Regions from separate parts of the Homo sapiens genome. Here region 1 is linked to region 2. The links are chromatin loops, found by intact Hi-C in ENCODE. Cell type or tissue: pancreas. All regions are shown on one strand. Links, peaks and the distances in the headings refer to the core of each region. The heading gives the core; the rest is flanking DNA. Region 1 has its middle 22 kb from the start of PTENP1-AS. Region 2 holds the start of LOC124902143 (a long non-coding RNA gene).

Evidence for each region. Peaks named below come from ENCODE experiments on the same cell type or tissue, not always from the same donor. Only the 100,000 strongest peaks of a DNase experiment are listed, where the experiment ranks them.
Region 1: a loop joins it to region 2, with 2.0 times the contacts of the local background. A loop is called at or near these places in 3 of 110 quality-filtered maps.

The regions. Positions count from the first base shown.
Region 1 is chr9:33,649,466-33,661,261 of GRCh38, reverse strand. It overlaps the pseudogene TRBV24OR9-2. Among named protein-coding and RNA genes, the nearest start is that of PTENP1-AS, 22 kb to the left of the region's middle. RefSeq lists silencers at 2,465-2,665, 4,297-4,591, 9,817-10,111. In pancreas, for the core only: no CTCF peak of the experiment used is centred there; no DNase peak of the experiment used is centred there.
Region 2 is chr9:33,698,194-33,709,989 of GRCh38, reverse strand. LOC124902143 (a long non-coding RNA gene) reads right to left here and starts at 5,111. Exons shown (of 2, transcript XR_007061463.1): 1 at 4,713-5,111; 2 at 1-2,717. In pancreas, for the core only: no CTCF peak of the experiment used is centred there; no DNase peak of the experiment used is centred there.

The sequences.
Region 1 (11,796 bases), core at 2,449-10,448, 49 kb after region 2:
AATTTTTGTTCACACGATGCTGACATGGGGTTTGGGTTTTTATGATTATATCTCTACTATTTGAACACCATGTCTTCAAGTCTGTATGTACTTACATATAACACATGTGGGCCCCTGCTCACTCTTCCTCTGTCATGTGTCACGAAGGAATGTAACAGTTTTGATTTACCAAACCCTGAAATACTCTTGTCCTATCAGTGGCTCCTTTAAGACAAAAGTAACCATTAAAATAATTAATGAGATTTGGCCTTAGACCTTAGTATGAGATCTGGTCTTAATAGTAAGTGCTGAGAACAGCACTTTTTCAGCCCCCTGCTGAAAAAAAAGATATTAGAGGTTTGGGGAGATTCTGACAAATTTTAAAGAAACAGGAAAGCGGAAGGCTCCCAGTTTTTCTCAATGTGAGATGACTTAAGGATGAGTGATGAGTTGATGGAAGTCTTCGGCAGTGACTGGATTTAAATCTATACCTCACAGTAGAAGCAACTAAGAAAGGAAAGAAGAGAAGTTCTCAACCTGGGCTTGGAAGTAGATATGAGAGAGTCTCAGGTCCTAGTCAGATGAAGGGGTACTCGAAGGCAGAGGTAACTGTCTACTCACTCCTTGCTGCCCAGTGCAGGAATAGCTCATGCATAGCTTGCCTTTTATTGATGAAAACACTTTCCCCAAAGACTACCTTTCTGGTTTAGATAGGGAAGTCTCTGGAGAAGGTGCTGGGAATTGCTAAGTGTGAATAATTACAGAGACAGACATTATTATTTATAATCCTTGTATATATCTCTATACATTTTTGTTCTAGTAAAACACCCTTTCTCAATGGAGCCTTCTTGATTCTCAGGACATGGTGGTCCTTCCAGTGTTCATGAAGTTTGCATAGGGAAGAGATACCAAGAAAGACAAGAGATAAAATGCAGTCTTAATATTCAGCCAGGAGGGAAAGATCTGGAACCAGAATGTGGCAATGCTAAATTAAGACTTCATATGATGGCAAAGGACTCACCTGTCTTCAGATGAGGCACAAGGGAGAAAGACTGAGGGTTCTGGTTTCCCAAATAGTGATAAACATCTCCTAGCTCAGGGCTCTGGGACCACATGGAAGTAGGATTACCTCTGAGGTTTCATTTCCCATGCCAAGAATAGCCTGTGTCATCACAGTTCCTGTTTTCACAGAATAGAGTTTGATTCCAGAGAATCACAGACACTGACTATAGGGGATGTGTGTTGAGCTTTTATGCAGTGTCTTATGTCTGAATCCCAGAGCAAGGGCTTTTTATGAGCTTCAGCACCATGTTCTCAACCCAGTGGTCCCTCGGTATTCATGGGGGATTAGTTTAAATCCACTGATGCTTAAATCTCTTATATAAAATGGCATAGTATTTGCATATAACCTAGGCACATCCTCCTGTATACTTTAAATCAACTCTAGATTACTTTTAATAGCTAATACAATGTAAATGCCATGTAAATAGTTGGTATACCTCACTGTTTTAAATTTTGTATTTTTATTGTTGTGTTGTTATTTTGTAATTTTTAAAATATATTTTTCATCTGAGGTTGACTAAATCTGCAAATGAGGACCCCATTGATACAGAGTGCCAACTGTGTACTCTACCAGCATTTGGAAGTTCCAAAGACCCTCAAATACAGCATGCATAATTCATTCCCCTCCTTCCAACTCTGCTTCTTTGCCTCTAATACTAAAACTAGGACTCCAGCCATAAACTTAACTTATTAAATATTCTGATTAGAATATATTATAGACTCACTTCAATATATGAGTATATAAATGTGTGTTAACAATTAAAACAGAAATATTTCATATATTTTCATATGTATACATCCCCCTTTGCATGTCTTCTTTTTCAAAACTCAGATTCCATTAGGAAAACAGCTTTGATTTCCCCGAACATTCTCCCATGTATGTTTGGGATTATGTCACTTCACTCTATTTCTCAATCATGTAGTACCATCAGATATTAATATCAGATAATAATTGCTACATAAGTCTCTATACATTTTTTGTCCAGTAAAACCCCCTCTTTTTCCAGCCTTCTCTTAACCAAACATATTTTCTTTGTTCTAAAGAGACTTGTAGATGGGAGGTGTGGAGGACTTAAATACACATGTACCAGACCTGGATTGCTCCGGTCTGAACTCAGATCACGTAGGACTTTAATCATTGGACAAACGAACCCTTGACAGCAGCTACACCATTAGGATGTCCTGATCCAACATCGAGGTCGTAAACCCTATTGTCGATATGGACTCTAGAATAGGATTGCGCTGTTATCTCTAGGGTAACTTGTTCCGTTGATCAAATTATTGGGTCAATATATGTATAGTAATTCACGTAAACTTGTTTAGTCTTAGCATAGGTTGCTCGGAGGTTAAATTATGCTCCGAGGTCACCTCAACCAAAATTTTTAATGCAGGGACAGTAGTTTAAGGCCTGTGGGCTTATTTGAGCTTTGTTTGCATTAATAAATTAAAGCTCCATAGGGTCTTCTCGTCTTATTTATTCATGTTTGCCTGTTCATGGGCAGGTCAGTTTCACTGGTTGGAAGTAAGAGACAGCTGAACCCTCATGGAGCCATTCATACAAGTCCCTATTTAAGGAACAAGTGATTATGCTACCTTTGCACGCTCAGGGTACTGTGGCTGTTGAACATATGTCACTGGGCAGGCAGCGCCTCTAATACTAATAATGCTAGAGGTGATGTTTTTGGTAAACAGGCAGGGTAAAATTTGCCGAGTTCCCTTTCTTTTTTAACCTTTCCTTAGAGCATGCCTGTGTTGGATTAACAGTATAGGTAATAATAAATTTGTTGGGTTGATTATTAATATTAGGCTGTTAATTGTCAGTGGGTTATTCTGGTCTGATGTAGGCTTGTGCAGTGGAGAATATTTTCATGTTGCTTATATTAATATTATTGCTTCTATAAAGTAATAGATTAGTCCAATGTGGTGTTAGGAGTTCAGTGGTGTGATTAGAATTTAGAGTGGTTGGATGTTGATCTTGAACGCTTTGTTAATTGATGGCTGCTTTTGGGCCGACTATGGGGATAACGTTTTTTACTCTCTACATGAAGGTTGTTTCCTAATGTCTAAAGAGCTGTCCCTCTTTAGACTAACAGTTAAATTTACAGGGGGATTAAGTGGCTCTGTAGGTAAATTTAAAGTTGAACTAAGATTCTATCTTGGACAACCGCTATCACCAGGCTTGGGAGGCGTATCACTGCTGCTCATGAATCTCCCCACTATTTTACTACATAGATGGGTGTGCTCTTTTCGCTGTTCTTGGGTAGCTCGTCTGGTTTTAGGGGCCTTGGCTTTGGTTCTCTATGTAAAGATATTTCTAGTTAATTCATTATGCAGAAGGTATAAGGGTCTATTTTTGCTATTTATGCTTGGTTAACTTTTTCATCTTTACCTTATGGTACTATGTCTATTGCGCCAGGGTAAAATTTCTATCGCCTATACTTTTGTTTGGGTAAATGGTTTGATTAAGGTTATTCAGTAGTACTATTAGTTAAGTTTAGGGCTGGAGTTGGCTCAAGGTGGTCAAATTATGGTGAAATCTTCCGGGTGTAAGCCAGATGCTTTGTGTTAAGCTACACCTTGGTTCATCCAAGTGCACTTTCTAGTACACTTACCATGTTACGACTTGTCTCCTCTATATAAATAAGTAGGGGTTTTAGTTAAACTAATCTCTAAAGTAATATTTGAGGAGGGTGACGGGCATTGTGTGCGTGCTTTATGGCCTCATTCAATTAAGCACTCTGCTCTTAATGTACTGCTAAATCCTCCTTGAGCCCTTAGATTTCATAAGGGTTGTCGTGAGATTTTCTGGGTGTAGAAAATGTAGCCCATTTCTTACCACCGTGGGCTACACATTGACCCAGCATTTTTACGTAGATACTTGTGCTTACTTTGCAGCCTTTGCTAGGGTTTGCTGAAGACAGTGGTATATAGGCTGAGCAAGAGGTGGTGAGGCAAATTGGGTTTTATCCATTATAGAACAGGCTCCTCTAGAGGGATATAAAGCACCGCCAAGTCCTTTGAGTTTTAAGCTATTGCTTGTAGTGTTCTGGTGAATAGTTCTGTTGATTTAACTATTGGAGTTTAGGGCTAAGCGTATTGGGGGGTATATAATCCCAGTTTGGGTCTCAGCTATTGTGTCTTCAGAAGTATTAAAGCCTCCTTCGTAGTTTATTTTATTTCAGCTAGGGTTTTTTACAACCTAGATGACGCTTAGCGTTGTTAAGGATAGATCTAAAACACTCTTTATGCCGAGTTCTATTAGCTCAGGTTAATTGTATGGCCGCGGTGGCTGGCATGAAATTAACCAACCCTGGATATTAGTATAGCTTAGTTAAACTTTTGTTTATTGCTAAAGATCTATCACTGCTGTTTCCCGTGGGGGTGTGGCTGGGCAAAGTGTTTTGAGCTGCATTTGTGCATGCTTGATACTTACTTCTTTTGATCAAGGTGATTTAGAGGGTACTTTCACTGGGATGGGGATGCTTGCATGTGTAATCTTACTAAGAGTTAATAGAAAGGCCAGGACCAAACCTGTCTGTTTACGGGGCTGTATAAGCCCATCTAGACATTTTCAGTGTCTTGCTTTAAATAATTAAGCTACATTAACTGTATATATGTTAAGTGCAAAATTGGAGTATAGAAGAAGATACAAGCAATATTCACAGTTGTAGGGTTCAGGGATTTAAAGTTGAGTTAGCAGGAGTTGGTGGAGTAGATGTTAGTACTGGCGAGTGGTTGGTGTAGTACGAAGTCACAGGTTTTTTGGGGTGTGTAAATTTAGGGTATGGGCTTAGTAATGGATGGGCATGCATATTAGATATAATTGTTGTAAAAGTAGAATTACATTGGTGGGGGCTTAGTTTCTTTAAAAAATTTGCATTAGTTGAGGGGTAGCTGTTGGGGATAACCAAAGCTAAAATACAAATATTTTGGGGTCTGGCAGAGTTGAATTAAGGCTTACTTGTTTTTGGAGTTTGGCAAGGTGTCTTTTTTCCTGGGTTGATGGAGTCAGAGATGGGGGAGGGGGCATTGCAGATTTTTATTTTAAAAGTCCAATAAGGGGAGCGGTTGTGTGTGTTTGTCTATTAATTACTGTTATGTCCTTCAAGTATGAATTAATTAGCACCTTAGGGTGGTTACGCCCAGTTGGAATATTGAATTTAGGCACAGCTAATATAGGTGATTGGTAGGAATCAAAGACAAGTCCGGCTGCAGGTGATGGGGAGGGGACCAGGCCTTCTGTGATGTGATAGCATACCCGAAAACTAAAATACCAAATGCATGGCAGTGCTCCTGTGACTGGTTAATAGGGTGATAGTCACTGGTCCATCGAGATGTCTACTCTTAACTAAAGAATATATAGCCTTGTGAAGAGCCAGTATAAAAAGAAAACCAGCACAAGACAAAGATACCCTCTTTCACCATTCCTATTCAACATAGTAGTGGGAGTCCTGGTCAGGGCAATCAGGCAGAAGGAAGAAATAGACATCCATATAGGAAGAGAGGAAGTCAAACTATCCCTATTTGCAGATCATGGTCCTATATCTAGAAAACCCCATAGTCTCTGCCCTAAAGCTGCTTGATCTGATAAACAACTTCAGCAGTTTTAAAATACAAAATCAACATTAAGAAATTGGCATTCCAATACACTAAAAACATACAAGCTAAGAGCCAAGTCAGGAACATAATTCCATTCATAATTGCCACACACAACAAATATCTAGGAATACAGCTAACCAGAGAAGTGAAAGATCTCTACAACAAGAATTACAAAACACTGCTCAAAGAAATCAGAGACGACACAAACAAATGGAAAAACATTCTATGCACATGGATAGGAAGAAGCAATATCATTAAAATGGCCATACTGCCCAAAGCAATATAGATTCGATGGTATTAGGTTGGTGCAAAAGTAATTGTGGTTTTGGTGAATTTTAAATCATTATAACTAGGCTCAAGCACATCTTTATTAATCAGAATAGGAACCATTACAATCAACACATTTTTTGCCAATGAGAAATAAGTTTGTTTATTCCTGTAGCATAAAAATCTATGCTTTAGAATTCAACGAACTCTTGGAAAGTATTTTCTGCATCTTGTTGGCTGTGGAAGCATTTTCCCTGCAAAAAGTTGACAAGATGCTTGAAGAAGTGGTAGTTGGTTGGTGAGAGGTCAGGTGAATATGGTAGATGAGGCAAAAGTTTGTACCCAATTTATTCAACTTTTGAAGCATTGGTTGTGCAACCTGCGGTGAGGTGTTGTTATGGACAAGAATTGGGCCCTTTCTGTTGACCAATGCCAGGTGCAGACATTGCAATTTTTGGTGCATCTTATCAATTTGCTGAGGATACTTCTCAAGTGTAATGGTTTTTCCGGGATTCAGAAAGCTGTGGTGGATCAGACTGGCAGCAGACCATCAAAGAGTGACCATGACCTTTTTTTGGTGCAAGTTTGGCTTTGGGAAGTGCTTTGGAACTTCTCGGTCCAACCATTGAGATGGTTGTTGGCAGTTGTCATATAAAATCCACTTTTCATTGCATGTCACAATCTGATCAAGAAACGGTTCATTGCATAGAATAAGAGATGACACTTTAAAATGACAATTTAAAAAAAGTTTTGCTCACTTCATGAGGCACCCACTTATCAAGCTTTTTCACCTTACCAATTTGTTTCAAATGCTGAACAACTGTAGAATGGTCAACCTTGAGTTCTTTGACAACTTCTCGCCTAGTTGTAAGAGGATCAGTTTCGATGATTGCTCTCAACTGGTGATTGTCAACTTCTGATGGCCCACCACTATGCTCCTCATCTTCAGGGCTCTTGTCTCCTTTGCAAAACTTCTGGAACCAACACTGCACTGTATGTTCATTAGCAGTTCCTGGGCCAAATGCGTTGCTGATGTTGCGAGTTGTCTCTGCCACTTTACAACCCATTTTGAACTCAAATAAGAAAATCTCTCTAATCTGCTTTTTGTCTAACACCATGTGGATAGTCTAAAATAAATACCAAATAAGTATCAAGTAATAAGTAATTAGCAAAAAGCATAAAGTGAAAACGTGCATTAAAATGATGTATAACATAACCACATTTACTTAAGAATGTATTTCAATACCAAATGGCAAATTTCAACAATGCAAAAACTGCAAATACATTTGCATTAACCTAATATTCCTATCAAACTCCTAACGATGTTTTTCACAGAATTAGAAAAAACAATATTTTACAATTCATATGGAACCAAAAAAGAGCCCGAATAGTCAAGGCAATTCTAAGCAAAACGAACAAAGCTAGAGGCATCATGTTACCCAACTTTAACCTATACTGCAAGGGTACAGTAACTAAAACAGCATGGTACTGTACAAAAACAGATATAGACCAATGGAACAGAATACAGAGCCAGGAAATAATGCCACATACCTACAGCCATCTGGTCTTTGACAAAGCTGACAAGAACAAGCAACGGGGAAAGAACTCTTTATTCAACACATGGTGCTGGGGATAACTGGCTTGCCATATGCAAAAGATTGAACTGGATCCCTTCCTTATATCATATACAAAAATCAACTCAAGATGGATTAAAGACTTAAATATAAACCTAAAGCTATAAAGCCCCTGGAAGATAACCTAGGAAATATTATATCATCCTAGTCATATGACTTCGCAAAGATTTCATGATGAAGATACCAAAAGCAATTTCAACAAAATCAAAAATTGACAAATGAGACCGAATTAAAGAGCTTCTGCACAGCAAACGAAACTATCAACAGAGTAAATGGATGATCTACAGAATGGGAGAAAATATTTGCAGACTGTGTATGCATCAAAGGTCTAATATCCAGAATCTATAAGGAACTTAAACTTACAAGCAGAAAACAGATAACTCCATGAAAAAGTGGGCAAAGGGCATTAACAGACACTTTTCAGCAAAAGGTGTACATGTGATCAACACGCATATGAAAAATGCTCAACATCACTAATCATTAGAGAAATGCAAATCAAAACTACAATGAGATACCATCTCACACCAGTCAGAATGGTTATTATCAAAAGTCAAAAAATAACAGATCCTTACGAGGCTGCTGAGAAAAGGGATTGCTTCTATGCTGCTGGTGAGAGTGTAAATTAGTTCAGCCATCATGGAAAGCAGTATGGTGATTCCTCAAAGAACTTAAAACAGAACTTCCATTTGACCCAGCAATCCCATTATTGTGTATATACCCAAAAGAATAGAACTCATTCTGTCATAAAGACACATGCACACAGATGTTCATTGCAGCACTACTCACAATAGCAAAGACATGGAATCAACCTAAAGGTTCATCCAACAGTAAGCTGGATGAAGAAAATATAGTACATATACATCATGGAATACTATGCAACCATAAAATAATGCGATCATCATCACAGTTTGCACATAACTGTTTAACAAACCTGTACATGTCCCCATGAACCTAAAATAAAAGCTAAAGAAAAGAAATATGAAGGAACATAACAACTATGATAACTTTGAAATGCATAAACTATCACACACAAGAGAAAAGCTGAGTCTTTGTCTACAGAAGTTGTAAAAACTGTTATAGATAATCTTTGACCTGAGAATTAAAGGATGTGTGAGGATTAGCCAGGCACTCAAGATTTATTTCAAATAATAGATGTTGGTGAGGCTGCAGAGGAAAGGGAACACTTATACACTGTTGGTGGGAATGCAAACCAGTTCAGCCACTGTGTAAAGCAGTTTGGAGATTTCTCAAAGAACTTAAAATGGAGCTACCATTTGACTCAGCAGTCCCACTACTGGGTATATACCCAAAGGGAAATCATTTATTCTATCATAAAGACACATGTACCCATTATGTTCATTGCAGCACTATTCACAATAGCAAGGACATTGAATCAACCTAAGCACCCATCAACAGTGAATTGGATAAAGAAAATGTGGTACATATACACCATGGAATACCATGCAGCCGTAAAAAAAAAAACAAAAAAAAAACAACCAAAATCATTCCCTTTATGTAACATGGATGGAGCTGGAGGACATTATCTTAAGCAATTAATGCAAGAACAGAAAATCAAATACTATGTTCTTACTTTTAAGTGGGAGCTAAACATGGAATACGCATGATTGTAAAGATAGAAACCATAGACACTGGGGCTCACTAGACAGGGGAAGGAGGGAGCAGGGCATGGGCTGAACAACCACCTGTTGGATTCTATGCTTATGGCCTGGGTGATCGGATCGTTGGGACCTGAAGTCTCAGCTTCACGCAATTTACCCATGTAACAAACCTGCACAACATGTGCCCTTTAATCTGTAATAAAAGTTGAAATTAAAAAATTAGTTTTGACAAAAAAGGAATAGAGAAGCTCATTTCAGATGAAGGAAAGAGCTTTGGCAAAAGTACACCTGTGCAATTCAGCGTGGTATATTCAGGGAAATATAAAAAGTTCAATTGAACTAGAGTCTAAAGTGCTGGAGTGAATTCGGCCAATTTGGCCAGATGTTTAGTTTGAGAACTATTTCTGAAGGGCTTTGTGTATTGTGTAAGGAACATCGTACATGGTCATGCTGGTGGCAATGTGAGAAATAGGGTAAGGGAAAGAGGTAAGAAGCTAGTAAGCCAGGGAGAGGGCATTGCATTTATTTCTAGGCAATGGATGATGAGGGTCTGCACTGAGGTAGAAGCAATGAGGAGGGAGAGGGGTAGCTGAATCAGACAAATATGTGTGCATTAGAAACTGTGATGCTGACATCTCTCTGTGAATGGCCTTGTTCTAAAGAGACACTTCCTCCCCATTAAATTCATGAGTGCTTCTCAGAGCAACTCATACAATGACATGGTTACAAGGAAAGTGGGAATAAGACCTGCCATCTCACCTTGGGATGGCGCTAAAGGACCATCCAGACTCAGAGCTCCCTGTGGGGTCAGTGAAGGACTTTGTTGAGGATACAGCACAGCCCAACTTCTCCCTCTGCCCCATTTCTCTCTGCCCACGTGGACTGCAAGGGCAGTTTCCACAAACATTCCCGCACACTAATTTCCCTCTCAAAATCTGCTTTTGGAGAACACAAACCATGACAATGTGGGATATAGAAGTAATAGATTTAGAAACTGATTTAATATGAGGCATAGCAAAAATGAGGAACCTAGAATGGCTGTTCCAATCACTGAGATAGAAATACAGTGTGTGGCCAAAATGGGCAAGTGCAAGGATGGAGAGACAGTTCATTTCAGGGGTAAACTGAGTTTGAATTGCCTGTGGAGCATCCAGCTGGAAGTGTCCAGTAGATAGTTGAATTTGCCAGGCAGGAACCTGTGAAAGAAGTTGTCATGACAATGAATGGGAAGGTTGAGGAAAAATATGTATACTGAGGAAAAAGGAGGGCAGAAGGAAAAATCCTGGGGTAATCTATCAGAAATGTCCAGGAGACAATTAATTGGGATAGTTAATAGCTTATGAGGAAAGAATTATTGCTGATAAGACTTGACGAGGTGTGCATAGAAAGCAGGAAACAAAACTCTGGAGAAACCTGCTTTTTAAATAGAAAGCAGATGAGAAAGAATCCCTAAGCGTAACATTCTTTTCACATGAGAACAGGTAGAAAAGGGAACAAGTTGGATTCTTTCTTTCTGAACAGTCACCAAGTCCCATGGATTCTTTTGCTGAAATAATTGAGGCTTGTGGGACAAGAAGACAAAACCCATGAGGACGACATCAACTTGACTCTCAGGAAGACTTTTACATCAAGCTCTGGCAGTCCTTGATCAATGTGCCTGGGCCTCCCTGGCTCCTAAAAGAACTCCCACGGCAGGGGAACCAGGGAATTATTCCAGTGCCTGGAAAGAAAACAGGCACCTCCAAGCTCCTAGCTTTGACCTCATACTGGGGACAGGGAATTTTATTTTTTGAAATTCAGTACATCCAGATAATATTGCAAGTCTGTCTGCATCTGCACGTTAAAATGAATCTCAGCAGAGATGAAAGTGTGGGGTAGTAGATGAAAAATTACTTTTGTAAATCAGTCTCTGATACTTGAACTTTAGCTTCTGAGTCAGATTTAATGATAATTAAATTTACTTACAGTGAAGTTTTAGAAAACAAGCTAGTTATTTTGTTTTTAGTAGAAAGGCAATCAAATATAGAGCTAAATGGTGGAGCTGAGCTTGGAAGAACTGGGGCAGAGAAAGGTTAGACAGGATAAAAGAGTTGTCTGTGGGAACAGAACAAAGTGTGGGATATTGCAAAGCAGGTGGAGATAATGGCAAAGAGACTATAAAAACTACGTTGTATTGAGCTTATAAGAAATGCTCTTGTTGAAAATCATGAGCTTCTGTCAAATGCTCAAGTTCATTCTCCTGAAAGGTCACCATTGGGCTAGCTCCCTAGGAAGAATAAAATAGGGGAGATTGATTCTGTGGTTTCAGATTCATCACATGGCTTGAGGACATTGATCCAAAGTGGCCCTTAGCTCACACTACCTAAAACCACTGAAAGCTCTAAACACCCCACATCCCACAAACCACATCCAGGTACCCTTCAGAGCAAACAACTCACCCATGTGTCTGTCTTTCTGTGTAGAGAGCAGGTGGCCAAGAAGCACTGTGGAAATCACTGGTGGCACTGAAGTAACCTAGAAGCTGTCTGGTTGGGGGTGGCAGGCTCTAGGGACAGGGAGAATTTAGCCTGTTCCTGTCAAGAGACACTGTATCCATCAGAGATCTCTCTTTTGTTTATATATTTTGACATCAAAGG
Region 2 (11,796 bases), core at 1,738-9,737:
TGAAAGCCACGAGGAAGAGCCTGTTCCCAGAGCCTGGACACACCAGGACGGTGATTTTCCCATGTGCTTTCTGAGAATACCCACCCCTGTGAGCCACAGGCCACACACAGACGAGTGTCCCAACAGCTTCTCTCCAGATTAGGTCATTTCTTCACAGAGCCTTACCAAGATATGCACCTTTAGACCAGCTCAGTTCTAGAAGAAATTTTTTTTTTCTGTTGTAAATATTTTCTAATAATTTTGTTCTCCAAAATACATATTTTAAAATTTGTTGAGTTGGCTTCCTCTGAGGCCTCTCTCTTTGGCTTGTAGATAACCATTTTTTCTCCTATACCTTTTTTCTGGTTTTCCCTCTATGCATGTCTGTGTCCTAACCTGATAAGGACACCAGCCATATTGAATTAGGGCCCACCCTAATGACCTAATTTTAACTTAATTATCCATGTAAAGACCGTGTCTCCAAATATAGTCACATTATGGGGCACTGGGACTTAGGACATCAACATATGAAATGAAGAGGGTAGCATAGCTCAGTCCATAACAATGGAAATAATAAAAGTACTTAGTTTGTTGTGGCAATTAAATGAGTTGCCACGAATAAAGAGGTTAAAAAATTGCCATGCATACAGCTATTCAAAATATTTTCTCTGCTCTGCTTCTATCACAATAGTTTCTTATGTCAGTGCCAGTCTCTGCGTTAAACTACTCACATACTATTTCATTCAACGCTCACTCCACTTCTGAGAGGCTTATATTATTTACTTCATTTTATAGATGTGAAAACTGAGGGCTTAGAGGGCTTAAGTCACTTTCTAAAGCTACTAAGTGCCAGAAACTGTCTGACTGCAAATCCTGCACTCTCAACCATGATGTGTAACTATTTCCATTTCTCTACATGCTTTATGGTAAACGTGATGGTGAATTTACCGTTCAACAATTTGACTTTTCAATTTCTTTTAGGAATTATTTTCCAATCACTCCAGGAAGGAATTATTCCCAAGATGAGTAGTCTCCCTGAGGATTGAAACAGCTGTAATGCTCCCCTGCTGGAACATTCTGATCCTAAACCTATAGAGATGAGGAATTTGTAGAAATGGAACCTGCCAAGAACAGAAACTGGCAGAATCTGTCACAAGAAAAAGGTCCCAATCAGACTCCAAGAGAGGGTTCTTGGATCTTGTGCAAGAAAGAATTTATGAGGAGTCTGAGTAAAGTGAAAGCAAGTTTATTAAGAAAGTAGAGGAATAAGAGAATGGCTACTCCAAAGACAGAGCATCCCTGAGGGCTGCTGGTTGCCTATTATTATGGTTATTTCTTGATCATATGCTAAACAAGGGGTGCATTATTTATGCAGGGTTACATCCTGATGTTGCTATGGTATTTGTGAACTATTATGGCGCTGGTGGGAGTGTAGCAGTGAGGATGACCAGAGGTCACTCTCGTGGCCATATTGGTTTTGGTGGGTTTTGGCTGGTTTCTTTACTGCAAACTGTTTTATCAGCAAGGTTTTAAGGACCTGTATCTTGTGCTAACCTCCTATCTCATCCTGTGACTTAGAATGCCTTAACTGTCTAAGAATGCAGCCCAGTAGGTTTCAGCCTTATTTTACTCAGCTCCTCTTCAGGATGAAGTTGCTCTAGTTCACATGTCTTAGACATTTCCTCCCTCCCTTTTATAAGAGAACCCTTAATCCTAAGGTTGTAGGGGGACAAAGATTCATCTTCTGTAACTTCTTCAGGCTGAATAGGGGAAATGATATTCCTGCCTAACTATTAGGGTCTCTGTGTTCAGGGTAGAGAGGAGCTCAGTCAGAAAGCCTCAGTATGATGAAGGCCATTCAGAACTCTTGAGTCCTGATGAAAGGTGATATCTGAAAGACTAATAAGTATTTAGTTTAAGAAAACATTTAGCAAGCTTAGTCTGCATTCCTACACAAAGAGTAAAACAGCAATATAACAAAATAAGCAAAATTATCCCAAATAAACTAAATTATAAGGCTCTTCATGAACTGGGCAACTACTGGAACCAAGCTGACATGAGGTGGTTAGCCAATTCCAATACATGCCCAGAATTAGAATACTGATCCAGATTTTTACATTACCAAAATGTCTTGTTTTTTCAGAGTAGCAAACAAAGATCACCGGTTGGTTCACAGGAAGAAGCAGGGTTAGCCTAAACTGCAGAAACAAACTTAACAACTGATGAGACTAGAATTTAATAACAAGTGTAACATAGGTCTTGAAACATAATATTCTCTCTCCTGTTTTCCATTTTCACTAAAGATAAGTCATAGTGAGACTAATTTGCTTTATTATACTTGGCCTGATTATTTGTATAAAGTACAGCAAGAATAATTATTTTTCACATAGACTTTTAACACTGGCTTTGATGAAACTTTGTTTCTTAGAAGGAATCTTAGATAAGACTCTTTTTGAGCTGAGCCCTACCATGGGTTTGTACCCTCAAATACCTATGAGTTTAGTAAATTCCTCTCCTCTTGGGGTCCCAAGATAACTTGGGGCTCCTGGACCTGTTAGAAGGTGACATTATTTACTTACCACAGGTCAGAAATCACGTACAGGGACTGTTGTAGCAAAGGTCTGAGGCCATTTCTCCAAGGGGCTTTTATTGACTTGGCAAGTCAAGTTTGATTCCTTAAAGGAGAGTATACCATTCCATCAAAGTCTTCGTAAAATAATCAGTTTCTCCAATTGTGTCTTGTTGCCAAAAATAATAATAATAATAAAGAAAACAAAACAAAACCCAACAGATTCTTATTACACTCATGCAAATAACTATATTGCCATAAATTAAGAATACTCACAACTAGTTTACAAAATCCAGAGAAATCAGGTAAAAAGAAAAAAATATGCTCTCAATTTTGTTCACACAAGTATACTTTACTCAATTGCTAAAAGCTATAATAGCTCAAAAGTTTTCTTGACTCTGAAACACAAAAGATCAGCAACATTTTACACAAAAAGTTAAAAAGGTTACTTTAGACTTTTGCTAGTTTAGTCCATGCAGTTAACTTCTGTTCTGCTTGATATTTATGAACATTTTAGCTCTCCCTGAGTCCTGAAAGGTTTCCCTCTGTTCTGATGTCACAATGTCCAAACTTATCAGAAATCTGCATTTAAAAGCACCAGTAGAGTCCTACAGTTAATTCTAAACCACCTTTTAAAGAGAACCAAAACAAGACCACTTTTGGATGACCAAAAGTCTTAGGACAGCCACAATTAAAGCCAAAATTGACTAGAAAAATGTGGTTGCCTCTGAGACACAATGATTTTAATGAACAATTATTAATAACATACACTAAGTCATATCAGGATTAAAGAATTTTTAAAAATAATTTTGGAACATGTACCAGTAACACATTTATACAAATACAGCCCAAAGAAACCCAAATGCCATTTTGTATTTGATAATGCTTCTTGTATTATTGTAATATTAAATAAGCCAAATGTCACTGTTGCATTTGTGCATTATTGATGTCAAACCCAATTCTTAGTAAAACTTTATAGACAAATGTCTTCAATCCTAATCATATTGACCATAAGGTAAGGTTTTTATAAACCTTTTATAACCCTTTACAAGTTTTTGTTAAAGAGTAGAGTAGTGCTTTTATTCCAATGTTCAGTTTCCAGAAAAACTGAATAATACCCCTTTAATTTTAGCCAATGTTTGCACACAGAATCTCTTTTACAGTTATTTTTTCACAACCCTTCCACAGCTTTCTTGAACAGTCAGCTTCATCCTAACTTGAAACCATCCTTTAATGCTTTAATCTAGGCAAAAATCTAAATTCCCATGACTTTATATTTTTTTAATTAAAAATATTTTTCTTTTTTTTTTTTTTTTTTTGAGACAGAGTCTCGCTCTTTCGCCTAGGCTGCAGTGCAGTGGCGTGATCTCGGCTCACTGCAAGCTCCGCCTCCTGGGTTCACGCCATTCTCCTGCCTCAGCCTCCCAAGTAGCTGGGACTACAGGCACCTGCCACCATGCCCGGCTAATTTTTTTTTTGTATTTTTTTAGTGGAGACAGGGTTTTACCATGTTAGCCAGGATGGTCTCAATCTCCTGACCTTATGATCCACCTGCCTCGGACTCCCAAAGTGCTGGGATTACAGGCGTGAGCCACCGCACCTGGCCATTTCACTTTCTTTACATAATTGCATATAAAACTGTTTCTTCAGTAGTATCAATTACATGTTATAATGTTGACTCTTACCAAGGTTTTTCACCAAAAGTTGCTAAATTTGGGATTTTAATTATGTACTAGGTGTGAAGCCTAGCCTGGGATACACCAGGCAGAAGTGCAGATAAAGGCTGACTCCAGCATAGCTAGGGGGCGTGGCTAACTCCGCAGGTCCCCAGGTCTTATCTAGAATCTAATGGCTTCAAGGTAGGTAAATTGAACAGCTTTCAAAAGTTAAAGAAGCAGTTTATGACCTTCAAGCATTTAGCAATCTTAATATCTGACCTGCCTAATTTAAGCCAAATGTTTACATTTTTGAAGATATTTTTATTTTACTGATAATCTTTAAAACTGTCTTTATTTCTGGAAAATTACTTAAGTCACATGAACTAAAAGGCATTATACTTTTTACTTTTCTGACAAAATATTTGATTTAAGCTCTCATTAAACCCATTAATCAATGCTGTTTTAGAAATAAACATCACACACACATAATACATGTAAATACATACACAGAAGAAGATAAAAAAAATTCATCCCGAGGCAGAAATTGAACCCTGAACACAGGATGCCATTGTGAAAAGAGAAAACATGGCCACATGCTTACAGCTTCAAGTTCCCAAGGACATGCAAGACAAGAAAAAAACTCATCCAGTTTTTCTCAGGAAACTGCAGCAAAGTTTGTAACAGACCAGTTTGCTGTTCTGCCTTGAAAAGCGTCCTAAGCCAGTGTTCTATCATAAGGTACCCCTCTTTATGACAGAATAATACAGAAAAACACACAAAGCACATCAGATTTGCTGCAGCTTAAGTCTAGCATCAAAAATCCTTTCTTCCATTAATCAAAACTTTATAGGAGATAAACAGTGATTTTTTACCATTAATTCAACCAGTTTGCACAGAGAAAGAGAGACAGGGAGAGACAGAAAGAGGAAAGCATTGCCTGAGGCAGGGTGGGGAAGGGGAGGCACTCAGAGAGATCAGAGAAAGACCCACCCATTGCAGTGACACTGAACAGTTCAGGTGGCCGCTTGATAGTTGTGAAGGATCTTTTCCAGCAGTCCCATCAGCTCTCAAGTTTTCCGTTTTAGGGAGAAATAGTTCCCCATGTCCAATGGTCCTGTACCTGCCTAATCCTGTTACCCACAGCTGTCAGCAAGGAGTTCAAGGCAGATTAATCCAAAGAGAATAGCAGTTAACATACCGTTCTTAGCTCAAAGGGACTTTACCCAGAGTGACCTTTCTAAGAGGGGCCACTAACCCCCTAAATCTTAGAAAGGGACTCTAATCCTCCTAAATTGGGCCTCTAACCCAAGGTCATTCAAGTGTCCTTGCCTTTTATTAAGAGGGGCCTTTAACCCACTCTGTCTTAGGAGAGACTCTAACTCCCCTAAGTTGGGCCTCTATCCCAATCCCATTCTTTACCTGAGTAGGTACTCCACCACTTATCCAAAGTTGTCCAATCAGTGCTGCAGTCTATTTCCTTGGGTTGGGGGGAGGTCTCCTTAGTATCATCCCTTCAGGGTTTGCCAGGAAGATGTTACACGACCCCAACACTTACCCAAAGTTATCCTTTGGTTCCGGGGTTTCCTCACTACGGTCTCTTCATAATCACCAGAAAGCTGTTACAGGAAAGGCTTCTTATCCAGACCCCAAAAGAGGATTCTTGAATCTCAAGCAAGAAAGAATTCAAGGGGAGTCCATAGCATAAAGTGAAAGCAAGTTTATTTGGAAAATAAAGGAATAAAAGAATGGCTTCTCTATAGATAGAGTAGCCGTGAGGGCTGCTTGTTGCCTATTTTTACGGTTATATCCTGTTTATATGCTAAACAAAGGATGGATTATTCATGCTTCCCCCTTTTAGACCATATAGGGTAACTTCCTGATGTCACGGCATTGGTAAACTGTCACAGCACTGGTGGGAATGTAGCAGGGAGGATGACCAGAGGTCACTGTTGTGACTATTTTGGTTTCAGTGGGTTTTGGCTGGCTTCTTTCCTGCAACCTGTTTCATCAGCAGGGTCTTTACGACCTGTATCTTGTGCTGACCTCCTATCTCATCCTGTGACTTAGAATGCCTTAACTATCTGGGAATGCAGCCCAGTAGGTTTCAACCTTATTTTACCCAGCTCCTACTTAAGATGGAGTTGCTCTGGTTCATATGTCTCTGACAAATCCACCCTTAAAAGTGGCATCATCTGATTCAAACTCCTGTCTTTGTACTTTTGCCTCTTAGGCTACTTCCCAGCGCGACTTCCTTCATCAGCTGCCTTTTTTCAGCTGCTTCGAAATAGAGCCTTATAATAGTTTTCTCTTACTGCTGTACCGTATTACTGCAAACTTAGTGGCTTAAAAACAACACAAACTTATTATCTTACAATTCTTTTGGTTAGAAGTCCAGGATGGGTCTCATTGGCACTTTGCTCTTTGGAGGCTCTAGGAGAGAATATGTTTTTGTTTTGTTTTTTTTTTTTCTCTTCTAGCTTCTAGAGGCCTCCCATATTCCTTGACTCATGGCCCCTTTCATTATCTTCAGGTGGCAACAGCAGGTAAAGTTCTCACATCACTCTCACCATAGTCACTTCTGAGTACCTATGTGTTTACACTGAGCCCACCTGCATAAGTCAGGATAATCTTCCTGCCTCAAGGTTAGCTAATTAGCACACTAAACTATCTACAAACTTAATTATCTTCTATTATGTATGGTAACATATTTACAGGTTCTGAGGTTTAGGACATAGACAGCTTTTGGAGTCATTATCCTACCTACCAGTAGCCCTTAGACAGAAAAGGAAGGCAAGGGTTGTTAAATTTAAGGAATATACTTTGGAGGAAGAAGGAGAGAAGAGGCAAACCCAGGATCAAATCATTGTAGACATTAATGTTTTTTTTTTTTCTTTAACAGACACATAGTGAACACCTGTTAAATATCAGGTGCTGTTTCAGATCCTGAGAATAGAGGCATAAACATAAAAGTCAGCATCCCTCTTCCTATATTGTGTCTGATCATTCATTAAACATGGATGTCAGGCATAGGAGAAGATTCTAGGGAAGGAATAACGGAAAGGCATGTCATTTGACCACATGGATTTTGTAGGCCCATGGGAAGATCACTATACCAAGAAACATAATTTGGTATTTGCAGAAAGGGAGAATTGTGTAAGGTATGGCGAGTACAGGGGAAAGAGTCTACAATCTTCTTGGGAAAATGGCACATTTCATGTAGTGCTATTGTTTTAAGTTATATTTGAAAGTGCAGAATAAATTTGCAGGTGTGCCGTGTAAGGGAAATACTATGCACAGCATGTTTGGAGATCAGTGTTGCTTAGAGCAAAGTAAGTGGGACTGTGAGTGGTAGGTGTGACTGGATTTCATAGTAGGCTTGTAATCATAGAAACCTTTGTATATGTTACACAATTTTTTTTTACCCATCCATCTCCTTCCTAGACGGATTTAACCCCTCCCCACTTTCCATTACATCCAGGGCTCTCCTGGCCCACAGCAATGTAGGAAAGTAGAAAACGATTTAGCAGATTGAAGAAGACAGAGCTTGTCAGCATACTATACACAGGTGTACTTGCAGAGTTGGTGAACACATAGAGACAAAGGGGTGATTATATTGTGTGTGTTTCAATCAGGCTGGGTATGATCTGGTCATTTGGTTTTCTTCACCTCTTCCTTTGGACATGTCTGGGATTCTGAAGCACTGACCCATTCTTCCTACTCATAAGAAGCAAGTGTTTTAGAATATGAGTGCTATTATTATTCAGGTATGGTAGAGCTAATGGATCAGGAGACAGCTGCCACTGAAAATACAGTTTGTTACTTACAGTTCCCAAGAAGAAGGGGCATGACACACTATGCAGGGCCACACAGGCCCAGTTTTTTTGTTTGTTTGTTTTTCTTGAGATGGAGTCTCGCTTTGTCGCCCAGGCTGGAGTGTAGTGGCATGATCTTGGGTCACTGCAACCTCTGTCTCCCAGATTCAAGCAATTCTCCTGTCTCAGCCTTCCAAGTAGCTGGGATTACAGGTGTGCACCACCATGCCTGGCCAATTTTTGTATTTTTAGTAGAGATTTCTTCATGTTGATCAGCCTGGTCTAGAACTCCTGACCTCAAAGTGATCCACCTGCCTCAGCCTCCTAAAGTGCTGGGATTACAGATGTGAGCCACTGTGCCTGGCCCCAATTTTTTTTTAAGGCCTGAAACAAATTATTTGAAACCCAGTCATACTCTGTCATCTTTGACCCAGTTAAAACTTCTCCCTGTGTGGTTGTCAGCTATATGGTCTGTTTCTCATTCCCCTGACCCAAAACCCAACACACTCCAGAGCTGCTGACCATGATAAAGCCTAATGGCCAATGCTAGAGTCCTGCAAGTAAGTTTCCTCCTTCTGAAACATTTAAAGTAGCTGACCCATAACCCCCATAGGAAAGCCTAAGGAATAGTTCCACCGGCCCTCACCCACCCCCTCTTGCCCTTGCCTGTGCCCTCTCTTCCCTCCTCAACTGGATGAGCTCCGTGCCATCTTCACACTTCTCTTGGGCCTCTCTAACCTCTTTGGGTTCTGTGAGTAATAAATTTCTTCCTTTCATGCATTTTGTTTTCACTTCCTCCACTGTGTCTCACCTGACACTCACACCTGAATCTAACTCCCCCTCCCCTGAGTCAGAGGTCTCCTAGAGAGTGGCTATATTGGTTTATGGCTAGTCTAAAAAGAGAGACCTCATGACCAAGTTAGAAAAAAATCATAGCAATAAGAATCACAACAGTGGGTCAGAAGATAGAAGGAGTGACAGGAAACATTGGCAAGAAACTTTATTGTGGTTTTCACTGAACAAATGAGTGAGGCAGGGTACACAGGCTAAATAGGTTTAGCATTGGCTGGTTTAAATTTTTGAGCAGGCTACAAAGTGTAGGGATTATCTCAAGTTGTTTAGTACCTGGCCCTGTGGTAATTAGGGTAGGAGAATAGGGGCTCAGAGTATGAGAGCCCAATAAAGAAGGTGGGTTGGAGTAGAGGTTTGGATTGGTTGATTTGATATGAAAGGCATGCTCTAGGGAAAGCAGTTTGCTACCCCTAGGAATGAGTTAACCCTGAGAGGGTCAGTCCCTCCAAGATCAGCAAGTCCCCAGATGTCAAAACATCAGAAAATATGGATGTCAAAACATTAGAAAATACAGACAATAAGAAGGCATGATTAATACAGTATGTCCTTCTCAGTACCCAACTGATATGGTTTGGCTCTGTGTCCCCATCTAAATCTTACCTTGAATTATAATCTCTATAATCCACACGTGTCAAGGGTGGCACCAGGTGTAGGTAATTAAATCATGGGAGCAGTTTCCCCCATGCTGTTCTCATGATAATGAGTGAGTCTCACGAGATCTGATGGTTTTACAAGCATCTGGCATTTCCCCTGCTGGCACTCACTCCATCCTGCCACCCTGTGAAGAAGGTGCCTGCCTCTCTTTTGCCTTCCACCATGATTGTAAGTTTTCTGAGGCCTCCCCAGCAATGTGGAACTGTGAACCAATTAACCCTCTTTGCTTTATAAATTACACAGCCTCAGGTATTTCTTCATAGCAGTGTGAGAACAGACCAATACACCAACTGTAATGGTCTTACTGTGGGAGGATATCAAAGTGACTCAAGAAGAAAAATATAGAGCTCTTTGACACCATCGTAGACTCTAGTGTGAACTTGACATTATAATACAGTGCTATTTTTCTAGTAAAGGACTAATTTTCCTTTTTTCAAAATAAGGGATAGTCATAAGTTTTTTTCTTTTTAAAACTTAGATTGTATATATTGTAGACCATGGGGGAGCCAGTGAAGGATGCTGCAGAAAGAGTGATAGAAACAGATTTTTGCAATTTGGAAGATTATACTTGGGTATAATACTAATACTAGATTAGATGAAATGAGGATTAATAAGGAACTAGAGAGATTAATGAGCTCTTTTATATTTATTTGGCAAGCTAGTAAAAAGGGCATAAACATGTCAGTGGTTGCAGTGATTGAGATAGTAAACTAAGATATTTAGGAGTTAGAAATGAAAGTGTTGCATAAAAATTGGATGTCCAGGGCAAAAGAGAGAGAAATGTGGCACAACTCTCAGCGTTCATATATTGTACAAATAAATGACTCCGTCAAGTCAGGAACTCAGAGGAAATGCAGCTTGGGAGGGAAATATGATATGAGTTTTACCTTTAGGTAGAAGTATTCAGTTGGTGTCCTGAATAAATTTAAGTTCAAATTTGGATCAAAATGGAAGGTACAGATCTTGAATTCATTAATCCCTAAGTGGTGATTCTTGTGTTCCCAGTCCCCATCACAGAGTAATGAATAGCAACTACCTCATGGAAAGAGAAAGGACTGCTACCTTCTCAACAATTCTTCTCTCTGAAAGTCCCTTTTCTTTGCTCATTGTCTTATCTTTCTCCATCAATGGAATTAGGTGGCAATTCATTTCTGTCAAGCTCATCAGTATTTGAGGTACCCTGAGTTATCTCTGTTTAATTGTGGAAGGTGAATTAATTCACAAGAGGAGAAACTATTTGCTGTTCTGAGACTTTAATCAGTTTCTGTATCATCCCACATTTCTTCTTCAGGAAGTTTTCACCAACTTGCTGATAATAAAGTCGCAGTAGGTGTTCTCCTGTTAACTGGATTCTAACAGACATTTCTTTTTTGAGGCTTCATCTTGAGGTCGAGCCTAGTTTTCTACGCACTGGAATTTCAAAGGATTATGCTACCTCCCCCCAGATTAATCAACTGATAAGAAAAAGTATTTCCATGGTAAGTTACCTCAAAATTTGTAAGGACAAAGCTAATTATAAATCTCCTTTCATCTGACAACTAAGTTTATTCTCTTCAGAAAAGTGCTCTCCACATTCACTCCATCCTTCCTTTCTACTTCACTGCTCCTTCATTGACAACTGTTCTGGTCTCATCTTTCTTTTATTTGTTAACTCAGGGACTAAAACAATTCTGTTTCTTGTCTTGAATCTCCAGTGTTCTTCCAGTAAGAGCAAATCTATTCCACCTTCTTGCCTTTCCTTCCTAGACCTGGTCTTTGCTCCATTTTAATAAAGATCAATTCATTTTACTTCTGTACTGTATCCTTGATTAAGCAGTAGTAAGAAAATTTGATCCACTGCTTGGCCAAAACTCTGAACCATCTCTTGAATAGTTTTGAATTCTAATTTAATATATTTGATTGTATGCTCTCTGAATTTCTATTCCTGACTTTCCTGGCATTTGATCTCCATTGGTATGGTAGGCAGAATTCCAAGAATGACCTCCAGTGACTCATGCCCATGTATAATGTCCTTCACTTTCAGCATGAGTGGAACCTAAAAATATGATATGTCACTCCAGCGATTATGTTACATTATTTGACAAAATAAATACTATTCAGGTTGGCCTAACCTAATCACCAGAGCCCTTTAAATGCAGAGTTTTCTGTCTTGAAGCAGAAGTGGGTATCACAGGATTTTAAACATGAGACAGATTTGATGTGCATTTGAAGATCAAGGGGACCAGAAAGAAACTGCAAGGAGCTGACAGCCAATAAAAAATGGAGACCCTAG